Linked DNA regions of Mus musculus: all the other regions are linked to region 1. A link is a loop called in an ENCODE intact Hi-C map of the cell type or tissue named here. Cell type or tissue: left cerebral cortex. All regions are shown on one strand. Links, peaks and the distances in the headings refer to the core of each region. The heading gives the core; the rest is flanking DNA.

Evidence for each region. A loop is a pair of places that touch in the nucleus more often than their neighbours do. Peaks named below come from ENCODE experiments on the same cell type or tissue, not always from the same donor. Only the 100,000 strongest peaks of a DNase experiment are listed, where the experiment ranks them.
Region 2: a loop joins it to region 1, with 2.3 times the contacts of the local background. A loop is called at or near these places in 11 of 42 quality-filtered maps.
Region 3: it touches region 1 in a loop (2.2-fold over the local background); 2 of 42 quality-filtered maps call a loop at or near these places.

What each region holds. Positions count from the first base shown.
Region 1 is chr4:138,781,240-138,789,150 of GRCm38, forward strand. Pla2g2d (phospholipase A2, group IID) reads left to right here. Exons shown (of 4, transcript NM_011109.3): 4 at 1-813. Among named protein-coding and RNA genes, the nearest start is that of Gm32871, 4.8 kb to the left of the region's middle. In left cerebral cortex, for the core only: CTCF peaks have their summits at 4,676 (motif pointing left) and 5,440 (motif pointing left); DNase peaks (open chromatin) are centred at 4,705 and 5,093; H3K27ac peaks cover 1,428 bases.
Region 2 is chr4:138,711,734-138,719,644 of GRCm38, forward strand. Ubxn10 (UBX domain protein 10) reads right to left here. Exons shown (of 2, transcript NM_178671.5): 2 at 6,793-7,911. It overlaps Gm32770 (a long non-coding RNA gene), which reads left to right. Exons shown (of 5, transcript XR_390863.2): 5 at 1-4. Among named protein-coding and RNA genes, the nearest start is that of Ubxn10, 9.6 kb to the right of the region's middle. In left cerebral cortex, for the core only: no CTCF peak of the experiment used is centred there; a DNase peak (open chromatin) is centred at 4,548; H3K27ac peaks cover 287 bases.
Region 3 is chr4:138,829,621-138,837,531 of GRCm38, forward strand. It overlaps a transcript of Pla2g5 not described here and the pseudogene Pla2g2a. Among named protein-coding and RNA genes, the nearest start is that of Pla2g5, 14 kb to the left of the region's middle. In left cerebral cortex, for the core only: a CTCF peak has its summit at 4,237; no DNase peak of the experiment used is centred there.

The DNA.
Region 1 (7,911 bases), core at 1,845-6,844:
TCCTTAGCTGCTGCAGCTAAGGAAAGTGTGTTCATTAGTGGCAGATTCAGGAGCCAGAATTCTTGGAAGATCAGCTTCCCATATGAACATGGAAGGGGGACTAGGGTTTGAGGGATAGCTTTGCTGAGTATCCTTTCTGGCTCAAACTGACCCAGCCTACCTTCATCCCTGCAGCTATTGGCATTGAAGGGACTCTAGCTAGCCTAGACCTGGCAAGCATGGCTCTGGCAGGCCTTCCCCTTTTCCCCAATTCTCTCTGCCTTGCTAAAACAAAACAAAACAAAACAAAACAAAACAAAACAAAACAAAACAACAACAAAACATTAGATTGCATTCCTAAAGCTAGCCCCCAAAGTCTCTTCCCTTATTTGGCCAGTTTCTCCTCCTTAGGCTGACTACCAAGGTCCCCTATCAAAGTATTGAAGTCCAGCAATCAAAGGCCCTCTTTGAGGCCGGGCAGTGGTGGTGAATGCCTTTAATCCCAGCATTTGGGAGGCAGAGGCAGGAGGATTTCTGAGTTCAAGGCCAGCCTGGTCTACAGAGTGAGTTCCAGGACAGCCAGGGCTACAACAGAGAAATCCTGTCTCGAAAATCAAAAAAAAAAAAAAAAAAAAAAGGCCCTCTTTGGTTCACCCAATACGCCCAATCAAAACATACCAAGGCACCCAGCCCATTCTAACACAGACCTCCCCTTTTCCCGATTCTTATAAATTACACCTGCAAGGTCATTTGCTGCTGTTTTTCTGTCTGAGTCAGAAAATAGCCACTTTAACTTTTCTTCACCGCTTAATAAAAGGTCTCTCTGTGAAAACCGGTCTTTGGATGTGATTTGTGACTAATTCAGGGTCTGGGAGGGAGCCCCACTATGAGAGGGTCTCCTTCAGGGGTCACCAAGGTCCCCATGGTTGGCCGAGCTGAAGTAGCATCTGAAACAGAACATAGGTTGGCAAAAGGTATCCCATCCAGCAGGTCCGGCAGTTATTTGCCTGGCAACAACTGTTTCAAAGAACATCTGTTATTCTTGTGTGAATAGCTGTGTTTCCAACCTCAGGGCTGAGGGAACCAGAACCGCCCACACCCTCCAGCTTGTGACTCAGCATAACAAGACAGAGAAGTTTTCTTAAAACCCCAGTGAGGCAGAGTACAAAGAAGTCCCCGCTATGGGCTCTGGGTTCAAATCCCCACAGTTGAAATGCTCATTTTAGTGGGGGTGGGGGGTGCGAGAGCAGGAAACTGTGCTGGAGACGGAGCTTATAATGAACTTAAAACCGTCACTTTATTTATTTTTAAAGTCTGCTGAGAAAGACGTCCAGGCTAGGCATGATGGTGTCTAAGTCTGAGACAAGAAAATGACTAAAAGAAAGGAAAGAGAAAAAAGAGAAAAAGAAAGCAAGGGGAGGCTGGAAATTGGGGGTATGGTGGGGGTAGGGTGAGGAGAGCTTGGCTCCCGGCTTGCCTCTTTGGTGGCTTGAAGATGTCTTCAGAGCCTGGTTTCTCTCCTGCCCCTGGCTGGGCTACGCTCACTCACTTTGCCAGTTTTCCTCCTGGGCAGGCTCTCCGTGGCTCCAATAGCAGCCATGGTTCTCCAGACCTCTAGACACTGAAGTGGCCTGGCCTCTTCCACCACAAAGCCAACTTCCCCTAGGGACGAGCCCCCCTGAGCCTGAGCTAGCTTAAGAGAGGAGGGATACCCTGGTTGGTTTAGACTTCCATGAATTTAGTTGTCCCTGAGAAGATGTGCAGATTCCGCTCGTGGTCCACACTTGGATGGTCTGCGGACATCAGCTTTGAAAGCCCGTGCCTTGTCTAGAGCAGTTACAAAGTAGCAGCTCCCTCTATTGAGCAAATGCTCTGGCCAGATGGCAGAATCTTACTGCGCACACACACAGAAACCACCTTGTTCAGCAAGAGACGCAAGGCACAAAATGATAAATACTTATCTCATGCCTGGGAGAGAGTCTTGCAGAGGAACTACAAGGTAAATCAGAAAGGGGTAAGACATCAGCCATATTAATCTGGAGATGTAACTCGGACAACAGAGTGCTTACCTAGCATGTATGAAACCCTGGGTTCAACCCTCACCAACAAATAAAATGAGGTATTGCAGCGCACAACCGTAATCCCAGCACTCTGGAGGTAGAGGCAGGAGGATTAGAAGTTCAAAGTTGCCGGTTGTTGTTGGTGGTGGTGATGGTGGTTCACACCTCTAATCCCAGTACTTAGGAGACAGAGGCAGGTGGATCTCTCTAATATTGAGGCCAATCAGATCTAAAGAGTGAGTTCCAGGACAGCCAGGGCTACACAGGAAAAACCTTGTCTTGAAAAACCAGAAGGAGGAGGAGGAGGAGGAGGAGGAGGAGGAGGAGGAGGAGGAGGAGGAGGAGGAGGAGGAGGAGTTGTTCAAGTTCATCCTTGATGTACTGGCTGGTTTTGTGTCAACTTGGCACAAGCTGAAGTTATCACAGAGAAAGGAGCCTCCCTTGAGGAAATGTCTCATGAGATCCAGCTGTAAGGCATTTCTCAGTTAGTGATGAAGGGGACAGGACCCATTGTGGGTGGTGCCATCCCCGGGCTGGTAGTCTTGGATTCTATAAGAAAGCAAGCTGAGCAAGCCAGGGGAAGCAAGCCAGTAAGAAACACCCCTCTGTGGCCTCTGCATCGGCTCCTGCTTTCTGACCTGCTTGAGTTCCAGTCCTGACTTCCTTTGATGATGAACAGCAGTATGGAAGTGTAAGCTGAATAAATCCTTTTCTCCCCAACTTGCTTCTTGGTCATGATGTTTGTGCAGGAATAGGAACCCTGACTAAGACACTTAACCACTTACTGATTGAAGCTAACTTGGGCTACAAACTCAAAGAGGAAAAAAACCAAACCAAACAGAAAATTACCATGAACTTATAGAACACACCAGACCTGGAAAGTAAGGGACTACAACCTTCTCCACTGGACCTCACAGAAGGAAGGCCACCTAATACTATAGCCATCTTGGTGGGTAGCTTAAGAAAACTTGAATTGTGGCCAGATCCTTGTCTTGCCTCGCTGGCCTCCAATGCCCCCTCCCATCAGCTTCTGAGTATCTTAGCGGGCCACCTCAATGCCTCTGTCTCTGTACTGGCTCTCACCCAGCTCTCAACCTCTACCTTCAGTGAGGTCTTTGAGCTCCATGGCTTCTTTGAATTCTTTCCCAGACACTCTGAACCCTGTTTGAAGTGTGGAGTGTGACCCAAGAGCTCCTATCAGTACTTGAGATTGGAATAACAGGACCCAGGAAGGCCAGCGTCCGTTCTACCAAGGGAAGTTAGGGTTAGTTGGTAAGTTCTAGCCAATGAGCCCGAAGATACTAATGTTACTTGTGCATCTATTGTGGAAGGACACCCATGTCTGTGTCTGTGACACTGTGACTCACTACTGAGAGGGTGTCAGTGTCTCAGGGGTGGCTGCCAGACTATCAGGATAGTGTGGGAGGGAGGAGCAGGGGTTGGGGGGTGTTGCCAGAGTGACAAGTCCAGGCGTAGGACTAAGATATACTGATGGGGAAGACAGGACATGGCAGAGCTGTGCTTCCCTTGTGGCTATGTTGTCACCACGCAGGTAAAGACACGGGACTCAAGGCTGGGATAGGCAGAAGGGGCCTCAGGCAGCCACATCTGTGGGCCTCAAGGTAAGAGGAGGCCCACATGTCTGAGGGTCTTCTGAACAAGTTTTCTATTACTGAAACTGGGTAAGAAGCAGAAAAGAGGGAGAGATTCCAGGGCATGTTTGCCCCCCACTAACTTCTCCTTCGGGTGAATCAGTGATGAAGGCAGGAGGAAGTATCTCCTAGGTTCCTGATCCCTCCAGTCTGGGTCTATCTACCAAGGAGTGCCCTGTGGGTAACGGGTGGGCAGCTCTGAACAGCTGTCAAACACCCAGGAGCCCACTCCTTCCGCCTCAGACCCAGGTGTCGTTACCTACGCTACTGAAACTTTAGGAATGAATCAGCTGCTGATATGCACAGGGGCTGGAATTTGAACCCAGAGCTCTCTGGCTGCAGGGCCCTGTCCCACCCTTACTCCTACGCTCTTAACTGGGGCAGCTTCTGACTCAGCTCAGATATCCCTACAATGGATTAGCCAGCCCGTGGACCATGCAGTGAGTGTGCGGTGGAGTAACACAAAGGGATCAAGAGAATGGTTATGACCACACAGTGGTAGTAATGATGTACAAGCCAAGCCTGGTGGCAATACTATATTGATAGAGAACACTTGATGCCCTCTTCTGGTTTCTGCTCACACTCCCAGAAATACATGCGTGCATGTGTGTGTGTGTGTGTGTGTGTGTGTGTGTGTGTGTGTGTGTGTGTGAGAGAGAGAGAGAGAGAGAGAGAGAGAGAGAGAGAGAGAGACAGAGACAGAGAGAGACAGAGACAGAGACAGAGACAGGGACAGAGACAGAGACATCTGGGTTCCATCTGCAGCAGCCCCCTCCCAGCCCTTGGCTGATGTGGTCCTCTTGCCTTGAGGATGCAGGGATGCACCTCCATGGACCAAGTCAAAGTGAGGTGACATACCTGGTATTGACTTTGACCTGTCCCTGCCTGTTTTTCTAGCTGGATCCTGCCCCAAATACCTGTGTTCCTCCCATCCATCTTCCCCACACTATGTGTGCCTGGGCTGCTGTTATCCCACACTCCACCATAGTGCCCCCTTGAGGGTCAGTGGAGTACAGGAGCATTTTCACTTAGAATTTCTGTCTCCTCTTCCCAGGCAGAGTCAGGGCCTGGCTGTCGGTGACTCCGGTTGCTCTCTATAAAGTCCTGCGGGCTGCTGCCTTCTCTGGCCTCGAAGTTGCTATGTAATGGAAGATGACCTTGGATCCTCTAGGTTCCACTTGCCCTATGTGCTGGGATTGCCGTGTGTACTGGCTCACCTGCTTGTGCAGGGGGGGGGGGGGGGCAGGGTCTATCTCAGGGCTTCCCAAATGCTGAGCAAGCAATCTACCAACCGACCTGCATGGCCATGCCTTCCTCTGAGTTTTTAAAAACATGAAAATACCGGGTTTATTTTGAGAAAGCGCACAGCTGGCCAGGGGAAGCAGGCTGAGGCTTCCTCTTGGTTCCTTTCCAGTTTCGGCTTCCTCTGTGAGGGCTAAAGTTATGTTTCAAGTTTAAATTACTGTGCTTAAGAGATCTATAAAGCAAAAATGCCTCTAACCAGTACCCCACTTGCCTGAGGACAGATAGCTTCCTGGAATATTGGGGTTGTTGTTCATGTAGGATAATAAATCATGTGTTTTTGCTTCTGTAAAAAAAAAAAGAAAAAAAAAAAGATTGGCTAGAGAGATGGCTCAGCAGTTAAGAGCACTGACTGCTCTCCCAGAGTTACTGAGTTCAATTCCCAGCAACCACATGGTGGCTCACAACCATCTGTAATGGGATCTGATGCCCTCTTCTGGGGTGTCTGAAGACACAGTGTACTCACATACATAAATTATAATACATGATTCTTTAAAAAAAAATACAAAAAAGCTTGGTTGCCCCAAATGCACAGGATATGTTTGATCACATGTAGGTGGGAGATACGAAGGCAGGAAGTGTGTCAGGATGGATGCTTGTCCCTGATTGGATTAGCCTTGAGGGGTTTGCCTTGATAAGTTTCTAACTAATGGAATTTGGGGAAGAGCCATTCTCTGGGAATCCCAGTATGGACCTGGCCAGTGTCCATTGTCCTGGTCAGTATTTAATAAAACTTGCTTCAAATTTGGCTCAAAAATTGTGGTGGTCTTACTCTTGCCCTATGGGATTAACACTCCATTTCAGGGGCTCAGAGGTGCTTCCAGCTAACTAGCCCACCCTTCACCCCTGAGATCAGCTGTCCCAAAGAAAATTATCAGGCACCTCCAAGTCCTGGGATGTCCCCTTCTCTACTGTCACTCTTCCTTGCACTCCTTCCTCCCATTGCCCTCCTCCTTCCTCCCTCCCACTCCTTCTCCTTCCTCTCTCCCTCCCTCCTCCTTCCCTGCTCCTTCCTTCTTCCCTCCCCTCCCTCTCTCCCTACATACTCCCTCCTCCTCTCTCTTCCTTCCCTCCCCCTCTGTCTCTCCCTCCCTCCTTTCTCCTCCCATCTCCCCTTTCCCGCTTCCCTCTCTCCCTCCTCCCTCCCTCCCTCCTTCCTCCTTTTTCTTTCCTCCCTTCCCTCTCTCATTTGTTCTTTCCTTTCTCTCTCCCCTCCTTCTTTCTCTCATCTTTTATGGGATGAGACAGTGCCTTTAGCCTTTAGTTAGATGGTTCTGGCCTGGATCTCACCTTGGAGCCCAGGCTGACCTTGGACTTGCTGACTCCCTCTTTCTGTACTCCACTTTCTAATTGCTCCTGGTCCCTCACTCATTCAGCACCCCCCCTTCCCCATCCCCAACACTCAACTAGAATACAAAGGCAAGGCAAGGGTGGCCTGCAGCATCCCAGCATTGGTACCAGCTTGGAGAGGGGCTAGGGGATTCTTCTAATCAGATGAAGAAATAAATGAATACAGAGTAAGGCTTGCTAGGAAAGCCCATGCTATTTCTCCCAATTGGGCCATGTCCTCGCTGTGTGAGCTTGAGTTACTGGCTTTACCTCTCTGGTCCTCAGTTTGTGACGGACTGATGGGAGGAAGATGGAGTGTCTAGCTGAGATGGACATTTTGTGTGAATCTCCATCTCTTTTGGGGTGAGCATTTCCCACTGATGGGAAGGGAAGACTTGAGGACAGGGTTGGCTCAGTTCTACATGGGATTTTCAGACTGTGCTGAGGGGCTGAGGGCCAGACAAAGAGACTCCACTTAGATCAATGAGCCTTTCCCGTAAACACTGAAAATGATTGGCTTTGGCTTCTTCTCCCTCTCCAAGACAAAGTCTTGGTGGGTTTTCCCCTCTCTTCACTAGGGGAAACTGTTTTGTGGTACTTTCAAATCTCCCACGTGGGGACAGGTTCCTGTGATGGGAACTGGACAGCTTCCCTTGCTTTGTGAAGATTACAAGATCCCCTCAATTGCCCAAACCAGACAATCCGGGGGAGAGAGGGCTCTCCCATCCCCAAACACATGACAGCTTTGCCTTGCCAGATGGACTCAGATTCCAGGTCTTGGTACATGGGCCTTACTGAGAAGTCTACCTATGAGTGTGCACATGCATGCATGTGTGTGTGTGTGTGTGTTTTCTGCTTTCAATACACCATGGCTAATGCCAAAATCATTTTACTCTTAAGTTAGAGGAGAAAGAGTTCACACCTGCAACCCTAGACAACATCACCCTGACAGCCTCGGTATCTTGCTCTTAGAGGCTCCACATACAAGCAGCTGTGACTCCATTTGGAGGATGGAGGATGATAAACAGCTCCATTTCGGTCACCACCCATGCAGCAGACTGACAAATGGCTTACTCCTGGTAATTGAGAGGGAGCCACCCTATACGAACTGAGACTGTAGGGGCATACGGGTATATTAAAATCATATCAGAGAAATCAGGCCCAAGAGCTCATTTAACATATCAGACTGCAGGAAGGTTGTAACCCTTTCACCTGTACCCCATAAAGTGATGGCTACCTAACCCTGCCAACCTGTCTTCTGGTGTGTGTGTGTGTGTGTATGTGTGTGTGTGTGTGTGTGTGTGTGTGTGTGTGTGTGTGTGTGTGTGTGTGTCTAGGACCAACAGGCAAAGAACTCCTGCTTTGTCCCTGAGGTTTCAGTTTAGCTCTGCCCTGACCTTACCCCCAAGGTGCTGACAAGACCCCCTCAACTGCAGTGTCCATACACCTGCCTGCCCACCTGGACCCAGACCCTCTGGCCATGTTCCTTACTTAACTGTGGCTAATTGGGGGTTCATCATCTTATCAATAGACTCTATTTGCATTTCTGTCTCCCCCCCCCCAATTCTAAGTCCTCTAAGGTCTGTTGC
Region 2 (7,911 bases), core at 1,683-6,682, 70 kb before region 1:
TAAAATAAAGAAAATTTAAGAGACTATTTTATGCATATGGGTGTTTTGCCTGCATGTATACAAGTGGACCATGGGCTCGCAGTATCCTCAGAAGCCGAAGAAGGTGTTAGATTCCCCTAGAATTGCAATTATATAAGCTTATTATCTGCCATGCGGATTCCGGAAATCAGACCCAGGTCCTCTACAAAATACATCTTGAGCTTTTAACTGCTGATCCTTCTCTCCAGCCCCACGATTTTTTTTTCTTTAACTGAAAGAGAAAATGAACTGGAGGAGCCCAGGGAAGAGAGAGCACCCTGCGGGCTGAAGCTGAGCCTACAAGAATGGCTATCTCACCTTTTCGTTACTGTGATAAATTATGCTGACAAAAACCAACCAACTAACCAAACAAAAAGAAACTCAAGGGAGGGAGGGTGTACTTGAATTTACAGTTCCGGGGCACTACCCTGCCTCATGACTGGGAAGACAGCAGGTGAGGAAGGCATGCAGGTAGGAGCGGGAGGCGGGGGTAGTCAGTCATGTGGTGTCTGAATCTGGGAAGCGGAAAGTGGACAGGAAGTGGGGGTTGGGCTCTACGGGCCTCAACACTCACCCCTGGTGACCCACTTCTCCCACAAGCTTCCCAAACGGCACCTGCAGCTGAGGACCATGTGTTCAAACCAACGAGCCCTGACATTTCACAGACAAAGCACGGCAGTGACCGAAGTCATGGATCATGACGTGGACTTGAGATGATCCGGTTTGTCCAGAGGTTCCTGACCTGACTCCCGCTTGGGCTTCCCTCAGAGACTTTTCTAGAAAGTCCTAGAACGTGTCCTTGGTGGCCCCTTCTCCTTGCGATTGACATTGAAAGGCAAATGCTCTCTGCAAACAGGACTGACTTCCAGGATCCCATGTTGGTCTCTGCCACAACCTGCCTCTCACCGCTCCTCACCATCCTTGAAAAATGTGGACAGAAAGTCATGAGAAGCCAGCAGCTTGGTAACCTGACCCTTATCCCGAGTGTTGATGGCTTTGCTCTGCCCTCTGTGAAGGTAGCATATGGACTCCCTCTGGAGGCTGTCACAGATGCTCGGGGATATTTCCTGCCACCAAGTGCTTAGTTGGTTTCCGACTCTCACCAAATGAGATGGAGGATGCTTGGCAAATACACCAGCGTCTCTTTCACATGGGTTTTCCCCAACTTGATTGGAAATTCCTCGAGAACAGATCTAGTCTGATTCACCGTCCTGTTCTGTGCCTGGTGTGCTGTGTCCTTGTTCAGCTTGTTAGCGCAGTGAAAACATACAAGATTTGACTCATTCGAACCCAAGCTCATTAGAACAGGCCTGAATTCCAGTACTGGAGATGCTGACTTGGGAGTTGAGTCCAGGAGTTCAAGACCAGCCTAAGCAATGTAATGTGGTCCTGTCCTGTCAATTATCGATTAGTTGAACAAGAACCAGTGTTCATATAGTTCAATACCACATATATTTTGCAAAGTACAATGCACTACATAAATATGGATAGAGATAAAACAGAGATTGTCCCTGCTTTGCATAATAATCATCAGATAGAATCTATCTTAGTTTTAATTTTTAAAACAAACATTATTGTTGTTTGTTTTTTAGACAGGGTGTCTCACTCTGTAGCCCTGACTGTCCTGGAACTCACTATGTAGAACAGGCTGGCCTCAAACTCATAGATTCATTTCTTTCTGCCTCCCTAGTGCTGGATTAAAGGGTATGCACCATCACACTCGGCAAAATTCAAATTTTATTTCATGTGTATCTGAATTTTGCTTGCATGTATGTATATGGCTATGTATGTGCACACCCTGTGTGTAATGCCCTTGGAGACCAGAGGAGGCTGTGGATCGCTGGAACTGAATATGGACAATTACAAGTTGCCTTGTAGGTTCTAGGCATCGAACCCAGGTCCTCTAGATGAACAGTAATTTTTTTATTATTAAATTTTATTTTTATGTGTATAGGTGCTTTGTCTACATGTGTGTCTATGCACCACCTGTATGACTGGTGCTGTCAGAAGCCAGAAGGTCCCCTTGAACTGTAGTTACCATTGTAAGCCATCATGTGTATTCTGGGAATCGAACCCTGATCCTCTAGAATAGCAGCATGTATTCCTCACCATTAAGCCATCTCTCCAGTCCCAGGAGAAGCAGTGCTCTTAACTGCTGAACACACTCTCTCTCTCTCTCTCTCTCTCTCTCTCTCTCTCTCTCTCTCTCTCTCTCTCTCTCCCTCCCTCCCTCCCTCCCTCCCTCCCTCCCTCCCTCCCTCCCTCCCTCCCTTCCTCCCTCCTCTATTTTAGTTCTAAAGAGTGCATTCTCTGCAGACAGAAGTGTGTGCAGTATAAATCTGAAGATTTGGGCTCAATCCCAGAACCTACCCCAGACACACAAACACACACATAAACACACTAAACAAACAAACAAATAACTTTTAGAAGTGTCTTCAAAGACACAATGTTAATAAGTAGCAGTAGCCCATGATACTCAAAATTAAGTGTTTAGTTTGTATTTTCAATTTAGGAAAAGATAAATCATTAAAAGCAATAGCCTAAGTTTCTGCTAGCTTTGCTCTGTAGCCACTTAAACAGCAAAGCCAAGTCAATGGGACCTGAAAGCTGAGGTCTTCCATTCTGTCTCCCCCTAGTCTGAGGCAGAAGCTTGCAAGCTCAAAGTCTACCTGGATCACAGGACTACAGAGAGAGCCAGAGTAAAGTCCTTGACTGTCTTTCTGGATATTTACCCTGAAGAAATAATTTACACACACACACACACACACACACACACACACACACACACACACACACACACACACCATACGTGTAGAGTTTTTGCTTTGACTTCTGTGGTTAAAAACAAAACTGGGAACACATGAATGCTTCATAAAGAGAAAATAGTTCAGTGATGATAAGACGCCAAGGAGTTGAGTATTACTCAACTTTAAAATAATTGTGGGTCCTTAGAAAGCTGGGATTGTGGACATGCAAGCTCTTGCTGGGAACACAAATGTTAAAAAATATTCATGTGTGTCTATTGGCAAGAAAGAAGCATACAACGTAAGTGTAATCTCTGAGGATAAAAACAATGTGTGCCGAGACATGAACCATGGCAGTCTTTGATAAGAGGGGTTGAGGATGGCTTTCGTCCCCTGTCAGTTTTCTCAATTTTCACATTACCAAAACAACTTAAGGTGTCTTTAAAGGACAGGCTATAACTGCCTCTTTTTTTGGAGGGGGGGGTCTGGGAAAATAATGTATGGTGAAGATGGTACATGCTATAGATCTGCATCAAGTTTGATATTTTATAATAAAACTATGACTTTGGAAAAAAGTAAACATGGTCTGGGGGTGTGGCCAAGTGGTTAGAGAGAGCTTGCCTGGCATGTTCTGAGCCCTGGGTCTGATCCCCAGCTTTGAATAAACTGGGTGTCATGGCTCACGTGCCTCTAACCCAAGCGTTTGAGAAGTAGAGACAGAAGGATCAGAAGTTCAAGGCCATCCTCAGCTATGTATCAAGTTCAAGGCTACTGGATCTAACATGAGATCCTGTAAAAGGGGAGGGAATGGAAGGGAGGGGGGAGGGAAGGAGGGAGGGAGGGAGGGAGGGAGGGAGGGAGGGAGGGAAACAGTGTGGGCATGTCTTCTGTCACAGGGGACAGATATCAATCCGAACAGTGAGTTTTCAGCTGATTACCTAAGGCCCAAGACCCAAAGCCCTAGAACCCTCCTTGTCAACAGACAGTCATGAAAGTTAATAAAGTAAGAGGCTTGTTAGGTCACTAGACCCTCTGGAGAAGACTCGGGTTCCAAATCAGCATCTGGGATTTAAATGAAGGAAATGAACGGCATCAGGGGAGGGAGGAACAGAGGAGCCAGGGAGCCAGTACGATGCTTCCTTGGAGCAGGTGTCTTCCGAAGCAAGCTTGGTCAGGAATCACAGCCCTGGAGGAGGTGGCAATTAGCATTAACTCTGCCTAACCTGGACCAGTGAGTCAGGGACCTGTGAAGGCGCACCTGTCCTCAGCAAGTGGAGTTAATAGCCTTGTTTGCCTCCACGCATTGTGTCCATAAACACGTTGTTTCTTCCCTTCGTAGGAGTGCCACAGATGCCCAGGGCTATCCCCCTGCCTATTGTGGATTTTAGCGCTCTTGTTTGTCTTTACAAGACCTGCACATCGGAAATATTGGTCAGGCCAACTCAAGGACATCCCAGCCTCTCAACCACACCCTTTTTCTTTTCTTTCCAAAGAGAAGAAATTGGGTACCCTAAATCTGACCGGCTCCCAGGAGCCCAGGCCACCCCCACTCCCATCCCTTGCCTAATTACTCTCTACTTCCTGGAGTTGATCTTCCATCTTCCACCCCAGCCCCCTAGTCTATTCAGCCACCAGCCAGAGAGTCCCTCCAGTCAGGGCAGGCTGAATCAGTGGGGGCTGAATTTCACCCACCAGTGTGTGTCTCAGTGGATGTTCAGCCCTCTAGGAGAGAATCTAAGTGTCCAGAAATACCTTGGTTTGCTCTTCTGTGTTGACTATTCAGGGGAGCAGATGCCTCCAGAACATTTGAATGTACAGGAAGACAAAAGGACATCAGAGTGGGCTGGGAGGGACATCCCTAAGCAAGGAAGTGGGGACAGAAAGGAAAACATCTGATCTTATTTTTTTTATAATGGGAACTACTGACTTGCATGCTCGTAACTGACTCACCAAAAGTCCGTCCTGCTTCCATTGCCTGGGCCTCCACAGTGGGTCTAAGCCTCTATGGTGTGACCTGGCTGTTTTGGTGCAGCGATTAAGCTGTAGTGTAGGCTTAACTGTCGCTACACTATTGCGATGTGTGGTCGTGGATGAAGAAAACAGATAGCTGTGTTTGATCAAAACACTTCCAAGCTGATGTCAAGCCAAAAGCCCATCCAGGAGTCTGCTTAGAAAGCGGAGCAATGGACCCCATCACACGAAAGGCTCCTCTGAAAGATACATCAAACAACCAAGAAACTGAGAGTTTGTTCATCCCAGCCTAGTTCTCCCTGCATCTACTTGTGCAAGGCTAGGGATCTGCCCTCCTCAGGTCACCGGTAATGGCCCGCAATCTTGTTCCCAGGCTGTCTCTTTGACAGGGACCACCCTGGCCTGACTGTTGGCCACATCCCCGGGTGCAGTCAGGGTAAGGGCTGTGTCAGAGCTGACTGCCATCTGTTAATGCATTTTATTTATTTTTTTGGATTCGAGGTGATGAGTCACCTGCTTCTCCTGCTCTTGCTGCTGCCGAGGGTGATGCAGTTATTGTCTTTACCGGAAGATATGCTGGGATCGCGCATCCTCTGCTAACTCTGCGCCCATGATGAGCAGTCATTCCAGTGCCACCACAGGAAAAGTGGAGGTGATATGGTTGGTAGTGGCAGGAAGGAGACAAAGATACAGGGGGACATAGTGTGACCCCTGCCCCTACTCTGGGCCGGTCAGATACAGCTGAGCCACTGAACAACCTAAGAGGGAGTGCTCAGTTGTGGTTTGTACTCCCTTGCTAATAGTCTCTTGGGATGTCTTGGTTAGCATTTTGTTGCTGTGAAGAGATACCATGAACAAGGCAACTCGTATAAAGGAAAATATTTGATTGGGGCTGACTTACAGTTTCGGGTTCAGTCCATGAGCATCATGGAGGGCGGGGGGGGGGGCAAGCATGGCAACATCCAGGCACATGTGGTGCTGGAGGAAGAGTTGAGAGTTCTACATCTTGATCTGCAGGCAGCCAGGAAGTCTTCCACACTGGGTGAAGGCCTGAGCATAGCAGGCCTCAGAGTCCACCTACACAGTGACACTCCTCCTCCAACGAGGCCACACCTCCTTCAATAAAGCCACACCTCCTAATAGTGCCACTCCCTATGGCCACATATTTAAACCACCCCATGGGGGTTGCTCATGCCGACCACTATATTGTACTAGGGGAGAACTCTCAGATGACTACTGGTTCAACAAACAATGAAGGTCTGTGATCACAAACTGAGGAAGAACAACCAACCAAAGGCCACCACGATGAATGTACAACCAGGCAGGTACCACTAGACCAGAGCATCCCTGATGACACAGGGGAGTTGGAGGGGACTCTTCCCCAGCTACCTCCTAGGTCAGAAGCAGAGGCACTTTTCTTTTTTTTTTTTTTTTTTTTGGTTTTGGTTTTGGTTTTTGGTTTTTGGAGACAGGGTTTCTCTGTGTAGCCCTGGCTGTCCTGGAACTCACTATGTAGACCAGCCTGGCCTCGAACTCAGAAATCCGACTGCCTCTGCCTCCCAAGTGCTGGGATTAAAGGCGTGTGCCACCACTGCCCAGCGCAGAGGCACTTCTGAGGGGGCTTCCAAGGTTGGATTCTGTGTGGTGTGTGGTGTGTGTGTGTGTGTGTGTGTGTGTGTGTAGCCTTGACTACAATGGCTTGCGGGATACTCAGTTTCCCAGGGAGACACCTGAAGATGAGATTCATGTGTGTGGTGTGTGTGTGTGTGTGTGTGTGTGTGTGTGTGTGTGTGTGTGTGTGTGTGTAGCCTTGACTACAATGGCTTGCGGGATACTCAGTTTCCCAGGGAGACACCTGAAGATGAGATTCATGTGTGTGGTGTGTGTGTGTGTGTGTGTGTGTGTGTGTGTGTGTGTGTGTGTGTAGCCTTGACTACAATGGCTTGCGGGATACTCAGTTTCCCAGGGAGACACCTGAAGATGAGATTCATGTGCGCTCTGCGCACTCCTGTCTGGGTGGCTCAAGTCTCAGGCTAAAACATGAGATTGGACGCCTTCACACAGGCTTTCACACAAATCAGTTTTTATTGCTCGTATCATTATCTTTTGTCCAAGAAGAAAAAAAAAGAGAGGTGATTACGATGGCTCAAATCTAGCTTTAATCATGTCTCCTGGAAGATCCTAAAACAGTCCTATGCTTTGTGCCTCTCCCTTTCTTTGCCCCACCACCCCCAAATACTAAGCCAAATAGCAGCAGCAAACCCCTAAATCCAGGAGCTCCTCCCTCCACTAAGCATATTCTAAAGCTTCGAATCACCAAGTTGTGCGTGTGTGGGTGGAGTTTTATTCCTACCATAGAGTAGGTGTGTGATTTTTTTATAGGCTCCTACCTAGATCAAGGGCAGAATTGTACACTTGGGGGTAAGTGGAATGCCTGTACTGGAGGGTCCAAGTTCAAGCTACCAGTCCCTTCTGTCGTGGTCACTGGTGGAGGAGGTGGCCAGTTGCATGGGCCTGCCACCTCAAAGTCAAGTTCCAGCTGACCTTTGCCATCAAAGGAGCCACTAACCTAGGCAGGACTGTAAATCTTGCAAATGTTCAGGAAATGTCCTAGTCCAGAGTGATCTGTGTGATGTGGGAGGTGTCTGGGGTAGGATGACACTGTTGAGAGTCATCACTGCTGTCACCAAGGCATAGTGTGCTAGAAGGAACACCCATAACTGCTGGTGGTGTCCCGTGCACAAAATGCCCCTGTTACTGAGGTAGTGACACTTTGAGATGCTCCAACAACTCCTAAACCCTGCCTTGTCTGGGTACTGAGGGTATGGGAGGCATGTACCAGTCAGTACCCAGGACATGTGGTACTCAGGCTCCAAGGGGGACAAAGTGCCCAGAAGGTCTCAGTGTTCCTGACTCCAAATGGGGATTTGGCCGTCAAGGGACACAGATGACTTGTGGGTGTCTGGCTGAACCTGCAATATGAGAGAGCTTTGGCAAATGATCTGTATCCCCAGAAAAACAAGACTCTACAGTGCTTGTGACAGCTCTGGCTAAGGCGGGAAGGGGCATTCCACGCCAGTGAGCCGGCTGCACAGCATGACAGGGACACAGGGAAGAAGCCCCAACGAGCTGCCTTCCTTCTCCTACGGAGGCCCTGACACCAGAGCCCACTTTGGGG
Region 3 (7,911 bases), core at 1,683-6,682, 48 kb after region 1:
GGTTTGATTCAAATAATTTTAGAAAGAGATTTAAGGAGGTGGTTTTAGTTGTTTTGCCAGAAAGATGTGATAAAGGTAGAGTCAAGAACAGAATGTGCCCACTCCTCAGAAGGGTAAGTAAAGGCTGCATAATAAGGAATACAGTGAGCTTTCACCATTACATTAAGAAGAGAAATAGGTTTGGGGCACATTTGTGATCAAGGAAAAATGTCCTTTCTGGGTCAGATCACAGGATGGAGCCACAGGTGTGCACTATGATGAAGCCAGGCCGTGTAAACACGGTTCCTTTGAACTTCCATGAGCTTACAGAATGAAGCACTGCTTTGAACTTGGTGATAGGCTTCTTCTGTAGCTCGCCTTTTGTGTAACATTTTATCTATGAGGGAATTCCTTCTTACCTAGAGAACTTTGTCTCTAACAGCTGTAAAGGACCAAAAGCAATTTTAAAAAGGCGTGTAGCTGTTTCTGCTTCATCCAAGGTGTGTGGGGGCTGTGCGAGTGACTTCTTTCCTTCCCTTTCCTTTCTTTTTTTCTTTTTTTTTTTTTCTTCTTCCTGGCCAGCGAGGGGCTCCTGGCTGACTCACCAGAGAAAAGAGCTCTAGCAATAAATCCTTTTACTTAATCCCCTGCTGCTAAACAGCATGTGTTAAGTCACCAGAAATTAGCACTAAGTTAACCACAAATAATAAGAAGGTACAGCGGAAGAGGCCAGCGCTTATTTAAGCATAGTTACATTTTTCGTGCTTATTTAAGCACAGAACAGTAAGGAAGAGTTAAGTTTCCAGTGCTTAGTAAAGCACAGAGAGTCAAAGGAGTAAAAACGCTGTGTTTAATAAGGAGCAGAGAGTTATAAAATAAAGATACAGCGCATACTAGAGCACAGAGAGCTGAAGAGAAAAGAAGCCAGGGGTTTTCAGCCACAGAATAAGCAAGAGACTGTTAAGTTTTCCAGAAGCCGGCAGCTTCTAGCCCCAAATACAGATGGAGAGAGGTATAAGGTCAGGGGTCATTCAGACTTTAGCCGTCATCCAACTCCGTGTTCTGCCTCAGCTCCATCCCCTAAAGGCCGGGGCAGGCCCTTGTCTGCCCTAGCACAGTTCTGGAGAAAAGCTGATGGATTCTTCCAGATTTAAGAATTCCTATGGGACTGGTAAGGTGGCTCCGTGGTAAAGTGCTTGCCTTGCAGTCCCAAGGACTTGAGTTCAGTACCCAGGACCCATGTAAAAAAGCCAGGTGTGACAGCACACATTTGTAACCCAGATGCTGGGGGTGGGAGTGGAGCGGGAGTCAAGATCACCAGATCCCGAGGAGTTGCTGGGCAGTAACCTTAGCTTACTTTGTGAACTCCAGGTCTCAAAAAAACAAAACAAAACAAAAACAAAAAACAACAACAACAACAAAAAACCAACAAACAAAAAAAATCCAAGGTTGTCTTCTGAATGTCACATGCACACACACGCACACACCTGCACACACACCTGCACACACAAGAACAACCACAGAAATATAAACACACGCAGAAGAAATCGTGGAAGGAAAGAGGAAGAGAGTGAAGAGGAAGAAGAAGGAAATATGGAGGCGCTGGCCCTTTGGTTGACAGAGACTGCGTCATCCAATCCTTCCCGTGCTAGAGCGGACAGTGGGGGTCCCAAGAACTCATCCTTATCGCCTCCCAAGAAGTCTGCATGGCCTTGAAACTTCACAAAAGCTTCTGTGACCCAATGAATGAATGATTGACAGATGAGGTGAACAAGCCATACAGAATCAATGTAACCTTCGTATCCCTGAATGTCATGGTGTATCAGAAGACAGAAACATCCTAGACCTTCAAACACCCATTCACTACACTCTATACAGTCCTTGCAAGCTCTCAGAAGTGACTGCTGCCGATGTATCAGAAGACAGAAACATCCTAGACCTTCAAACACCCATTCACTACACTCTATACAGTCCTTGCAAGCTCTCAGAAGTGACTGCTGGGAGGTGTCCGGTAGTCACACCCAGATGGGTTTATGGAAAGTTCCCCAGTCAGGAGAGGTTTCAAAATCAGCTGAAATTTATGATGGCGGCACCCCTTGGTATGAAGGCTTTTCCAGCCCTCAGGGCTGCCCTGCCAGCTGTTGGGGAACAAAAAGGGCATTGGGTATGCCCATCCGTGAATCCACTATTTGACCACACCCACCTCCCCATCCCTGCAGAGGGAAGAGCTATTTAAGGGCAGTTGGAATTCAGGAAAAACAAGACAAGGCCTTGAACAAGAAACCATACCACCATCCAAGAGGTAAATGCCCAGAAACTCCTGCCCTTTGGATGTATTTGAGTGGTTGTGCAGGTGTGTGTGAGTATGTGTGTGCATATGGACATGCCTGTGGATGGGAGCCCCCATCAGGTAAATATGTACAAGACAGCATTCATGGACAAGTATGTTGTATGGGCTTATGAGGGTGCTGGGGGAGAATTTGGGAGCATGTGTATTTACATGCCATCAGTAGTGGGTTAGAAAGGCATCCTGTGTACATAGATGTAATTGTCACAGGGATGGGAGGGCAGCACGCGCGTGTCCACGTAATTCATGTAGTGTTGGAAGAGAAAGGCATTGTGTGTGCATGCATGTAATCGGCTTGCAAAGAGAATGCGCAGTTTGAGCTGGGGAGGAGACTGTCGGGAGCAGACTCCACGGGTGGGCTTGCCAAGCCTTGAATCTAACTGGAGGACACAGATGGAGTATATAGTGAGGGGAGACGTTGCCTTCAACCCCCAATTCTGGGGAATGAGTCCAGGCTCCCAGGAGGACTGACGGAAGTGCACGAGTCACATCATTCCTGTATGAGGAACCGTTCCATGAAGCCAGGAAGGGACAAGGGTGACGTGTGCAATGCACAGTCGGAAGCCACTCTGTGTGCACTCTGTGACCTAGCCCCCATGCAAGTGCACATATGTGCCTCTGCGGCTGCTAAGTCAGACAGCTGAACAAGGACTGGAGTAAAGGCTGAGCTGTCCTGGGAGGACATGCCCAAGCCGTGTGTACCTGTCCTTCACAGAGCTGACAGCATGAAGGTCCTCCTGCTGCTAGCAGCCTCGATCATGGCCTTTGGTAAGTGTGGACCCTGAACTCCTCCCCTGGCTTTCCTTCCTGTCAGCCTGGCCCCTTCCTCGGTGTGAGGAGGAAGAAGCCATTTGTGGAGAGAGAAGGGAGCAGAGAGATGCCATGTGGAGATGGGGCTCAGGGCTCACCACCCTTTACCAGGTCATTTCTCCATTTCCTTTCAGGCTCAATACAGGTCCAAGGGAACATTGCGCAGTTTGGGGAAATGATTTGGCTTAAGACAGGAAAGAGAGCTGAGCTTAGCTATGCCTTCTATGGATGCCACTGTGGCCTGGGTGGCAAAGGATTCCCCCAAGGATGCCACAGACCGGTAAGGCCACCCCAGTTCTCCTATGGCTCTGTCATTCTGGCTGGGGTGGGACTAGGAGGGAACTGGTACCCACTACCTCAGTGTCCCAGTGGTTTCCAGCCAGCCGAGGTCAGCACATTGGGAGCTCTGCTCTGGACCACTCCTAAGTTCTTGAGTTTCTGCTCAGAATCACAAAGGTCAAAGGAAATGCTGGGATGCCAGGCAGCCTCTATAAGATCTGTCCCCCATCCAGGTGCTGTGTTACTCATGACTGTTGCTACAAGCGCCTGGAGAAAAGTGGATGTGGTACTAAGTTACTGAAATACAAGTACTCCCACCAAGGGGGCCAAATCACCTGTTCTGGTAAGACCCTGAGATGCCTGCCTGCTTCCTTCACGAGGTTGTTGAGCACACGCATGCATGCTGGGAACTTTGCTGGTGCATGCAGGGAATTTATCCCTGCTGTAAGAACCTCACAGTTGAATAGGAAGCAAGAACAAATGGTGAAGAGGGTGGCAAAGACTCCCAACAGGGAGTCAGCAAAAGCCTTCGCCCAGCCTGATGCTTAAGGTAGATCCTGCAAGCAGTGGAGTGTAAGCTGAGTCCTAGGCGGTGAAGCACACACATCCCCTAAAACAGGGCACACACAACCACCCCCCAAACAGGGCAGAGTGTGGCCAAAAGATTAAAGAGGACAGGGTCAGTCACTCTGCTGCCCAATGGACAGGTGAGGATGAGTCTGAGCAGTGGGACAATGAAGGGACACGGTCAAGCCAGGACTTTCTGGACATCGTGCACTCCAGCAATGGGGATCTATTACTTAGCAAAGCAGCAAGAAGCACATTTGTCAGCCTGGCTGCAGAGTGCCTGGGCCACAGGAGTTGGGGGGGGGGGGCAAATGAGCCATGCTACCTGCAGGAGAAAGTAGTCAGGGTGGGAAGCAGCCTTGCTCACACATGGGTGAGAATCCGCAAAAGTATGTTGCCAGGCCTGGGCAACTTCTACAGCACAGGGTCAGTCCTGCTCCTGGGCTCTGGCACAGTGTCAGCATCTGTGCTTATTCTATAAGATGCATTAAACTCCCAAGAACCCAGGGCTCTAATGATGGGTGGCTTTCTCTCTCTAAGACTCTTTCGAGAGGGGAAAACGAACACTTTCCAGAAGCCCCTGTTGTGTCCTTCCCTTGGAAATTCAGTCAGGAGAGAGCATGCTACCTTAAGACCAACCTCAGGCAAAGAGAGAGGGCAGACCGTACGCCCATCCATCCTGAGGCCTCTGCAGCCGGGCTCACTTACACAAGCAGACCTGTGAGCAAGAAGGCAGGACCAGAGATGTAGCTCAGCTGGCTGGCTGCTAGCCTAGCATAGGTGAGGGCCTGGGTTCCGCCCTCTGCAGTGTATGAAATGGGCAAAATTTAGCATGACCCGAATCCCAGCGCTCATGTGGAGGCAGGTTCAAGGTCATCCTCAGCCACTTAGAGAGGTCAAAGGCAGCCTAAGCTACAGAGACCCTGGCCACTAAACAAACAAACAAACACCTAGAAGAAGGTGGCTAGGGAAGGAGGCAAACCTCTGGCAGCGCCATGTGTGGCCACTGTGTGTCCCTAGCAGACGGTCAGATGGGGTTCGGCCTTCCCAGGAACCCTAGTGCTTGTTTTAGAAGAGACAGGTCCCCACGAGCAGCAGCCGGGAGATAATAACCATCAGCTCCGTGTCCGTTTTCCCCTGGTTTTAGCAAACCAGAACTCCTGTCAGAAACGGCTGTGTCAGTGCGATAAAGCCGCCGCTGAATGTTTCGCCCGGAACAAGAAAACCTACAGTTTAAAGTACCAGTTCTACCCCAACATGTTTTGCAAAGGGAAGAAGCCCAAATGCTGAAAAGAGCCATCTCCTGAAACACCCGGACATGCGCGTCTCCCATCACACCTCTCCCAGCCCCACCAAGTTTCCCGGTGATAAAGGAAACACCCCTCTCCCACCCTAGAGGCAAGGTGGGGGCCCTTCTGTCTTCACCCAGAATGAGACACAGAAGTCTGCTGAGTCAGGCTGACCTTTCCCCACCACTCCACTGCCTTGAATCTGTCTACTTCCACCTTTCTCTTGGCATCCAACTTCCTGCTTCGTACCTAAGAGAGTCCTGGGAGGCCCTCACAAGTAAAGCAATTCATCAGACAACTGCGTGTGTGTTCTCATAACTTGGAATGAGACGAATATAAAGTATGCGTACTAAAAGTACAGGCCTCGAGGCCGGGGAGGGGGCGGGGGGGGGGGAGAGGCCAGTTCAATACGTAAAGTATTTATCATGAAAACGTGAGGTCCCATGTTCAACCCCCAGAACCCAGGTACAAAAAGTGCACACTTGTTTACAATTCTAGTTGTAAACGAAGAAGAAATGAAGCAAGTGGATCCCTGGGGCTCAGTGGCCAGCCAGGCTGGCTGAATGAGCAAGGTCGAGGTCGGTGACAGATCCTGCCTCCATAGACAAGGTACAGGGATGGCGTCCTGAGAAAGGACACCCGAGCTTGATCTGTGGCCTCCACACATATATGCATACATTTGTGTGTACGCATGGGCACACACAGAGACACACATACACGTGGTTACAGAAGATGAGGGTTCTGGGTCGGTTTAGCTGGGTCTGAACCTCAGAACCCACCAATTGGAGATTCAAACGGTGGTGCCTGTCAGAGCCTCCGGCTAAGGCCTGTTTGAGAACCAAGAGTGGGACGAGACATCAAGCTTCCTGCAGCTGCCATCCCTCTTAAAGACAGACCTCCCTCTCCTGCCCCCCAGTCCCGAGCCTCCTGGCCTGTCTCAGGATGCGGAAGGCATCAGAGTAAAGTGGAGTGGTTTCTGTCAAGCCGCCACCACCACACTGCACTTAAAGAAAACAGACGGTATTTTTGTGCTCACACACCTAACACAGACCTCACCCAGAAGACAGACCGAGCCATGGCCATTGAGCAAAACTAGAATCCTGTGCAGGCAGGCACACGTGTCAAACCCAGAGGCTTTGCGCTGATCCTTCAAATACCCCAACAGCTCAGAGAGGATTCTCTTTTCCTGGGAGAGAGCCATCAAAAACCAGGGAGATCTCCCAATTCTAGGTACAGGCCAACAAGTAAATGCTTTCGGTTGTCTGTCTCGGTTGTGTCCTTCTGTCTATTTTGAATCTGCTAATTTTTTCATTTATATTAGAATTAAGACAAACTGCAATTTAAAAAAATAAAAGAAGCCAACCCCCAGACAAGAGTTTTAGACATTTTGGCCAATAGAAGGGTAGATGTTTATTCCCTCTCACCCCCAAATAGTGATTTTTGCAACTTACAGTGACTCCTTGGCAACCCGGCACCTGGAGTCCCTCCTCAGAACTGACAGCGTGGGGTCTGAGACTTGAGCCTACGAGCTCCAGGCAGCTGTTCTGCCTTTTCAAATCACCCTGATGCCGGAGTCTGAGCCCTGTGTAATACTGAGATCCTCACCTGGCATGAGAAAGCAGTTCCGTGTGCCACACCCCCACAGGCACTGCCAAGGACCTTTGAAACTCCCAAAAATGCTTCTTGCCTTAACTGACGAGTCAAGAAAACCGTCCAAGCAAAAGGACAAAAAAGGTTTCAGAGAAAAATCTTAGTAAATGAGCCTGCCTACCCCAGTTTGATCCCTGGGATTCCCATGGTGGGAAGGGGAGACAGCTGTCCTCTGACCTGCACATGTGTGCAGTGGCAGGCACCTGTGTGCTCACACTCATATATATCATAATACGAACAGTAATACAATGATTTTTAAATTTCAGCACCATCGCCACCATCATCATCATCATCATCATCATCATTAAATTCAGGATGTTTGGGCAGTGTGTTATCTTCTCTGGTGCTAGCTTACATGGAGCCATCTGAGCCTTCACCCCCAAACTCACTCAAGGCTGAGCAGACCCTGAGAAAGGAGGTGTTCTTTAGTACTACCTGTTCTAGAAATGGCTTTACCCTAAAGTTTGGTCCACAAATGTCAGAAGACTACCTATGGAGAGAAATAGAATTGTGCGTGTGTGTGTGTGTGTGTGTGTGTGTGTGTGTGTGTGTGTGTGTGTGTGTGTGTGTGTGTGTGTGTGCAGGCACGCTGACCCATGCCTGGACATGTAGAAGCCAGAAAACTTAAGCTCTATTAGTCAGACTTTCACAGAATCCTCCTGTCTCTGACTACCCAGCACTGGCACCCTGTACTGGCTAATTTTGTGTCAACTTGACACAAGTTGGAGTTATCACAGAGAAAGGAGTTTCAGTTGGGGAAATGCCTCCACAAGATCCAGTTGTAAGGCATTTTCTCAATTAGTGATCAAGGAGGCAGGGGGAGTCTTCTTGTGGGTGGGACCATCTCTGGGCTGGTAGTCTTGGTTCTATAAGAGAGTAGGCTAAGCAAGAAGCCAGGGGAAACAAGCCAGTAAAGAACATCCCTCCATGGCTCTGCATCAGCTCCTGCTTCCTGACCTGCTTAAGTTCCAGTCCTGACTTCCTTGGTAA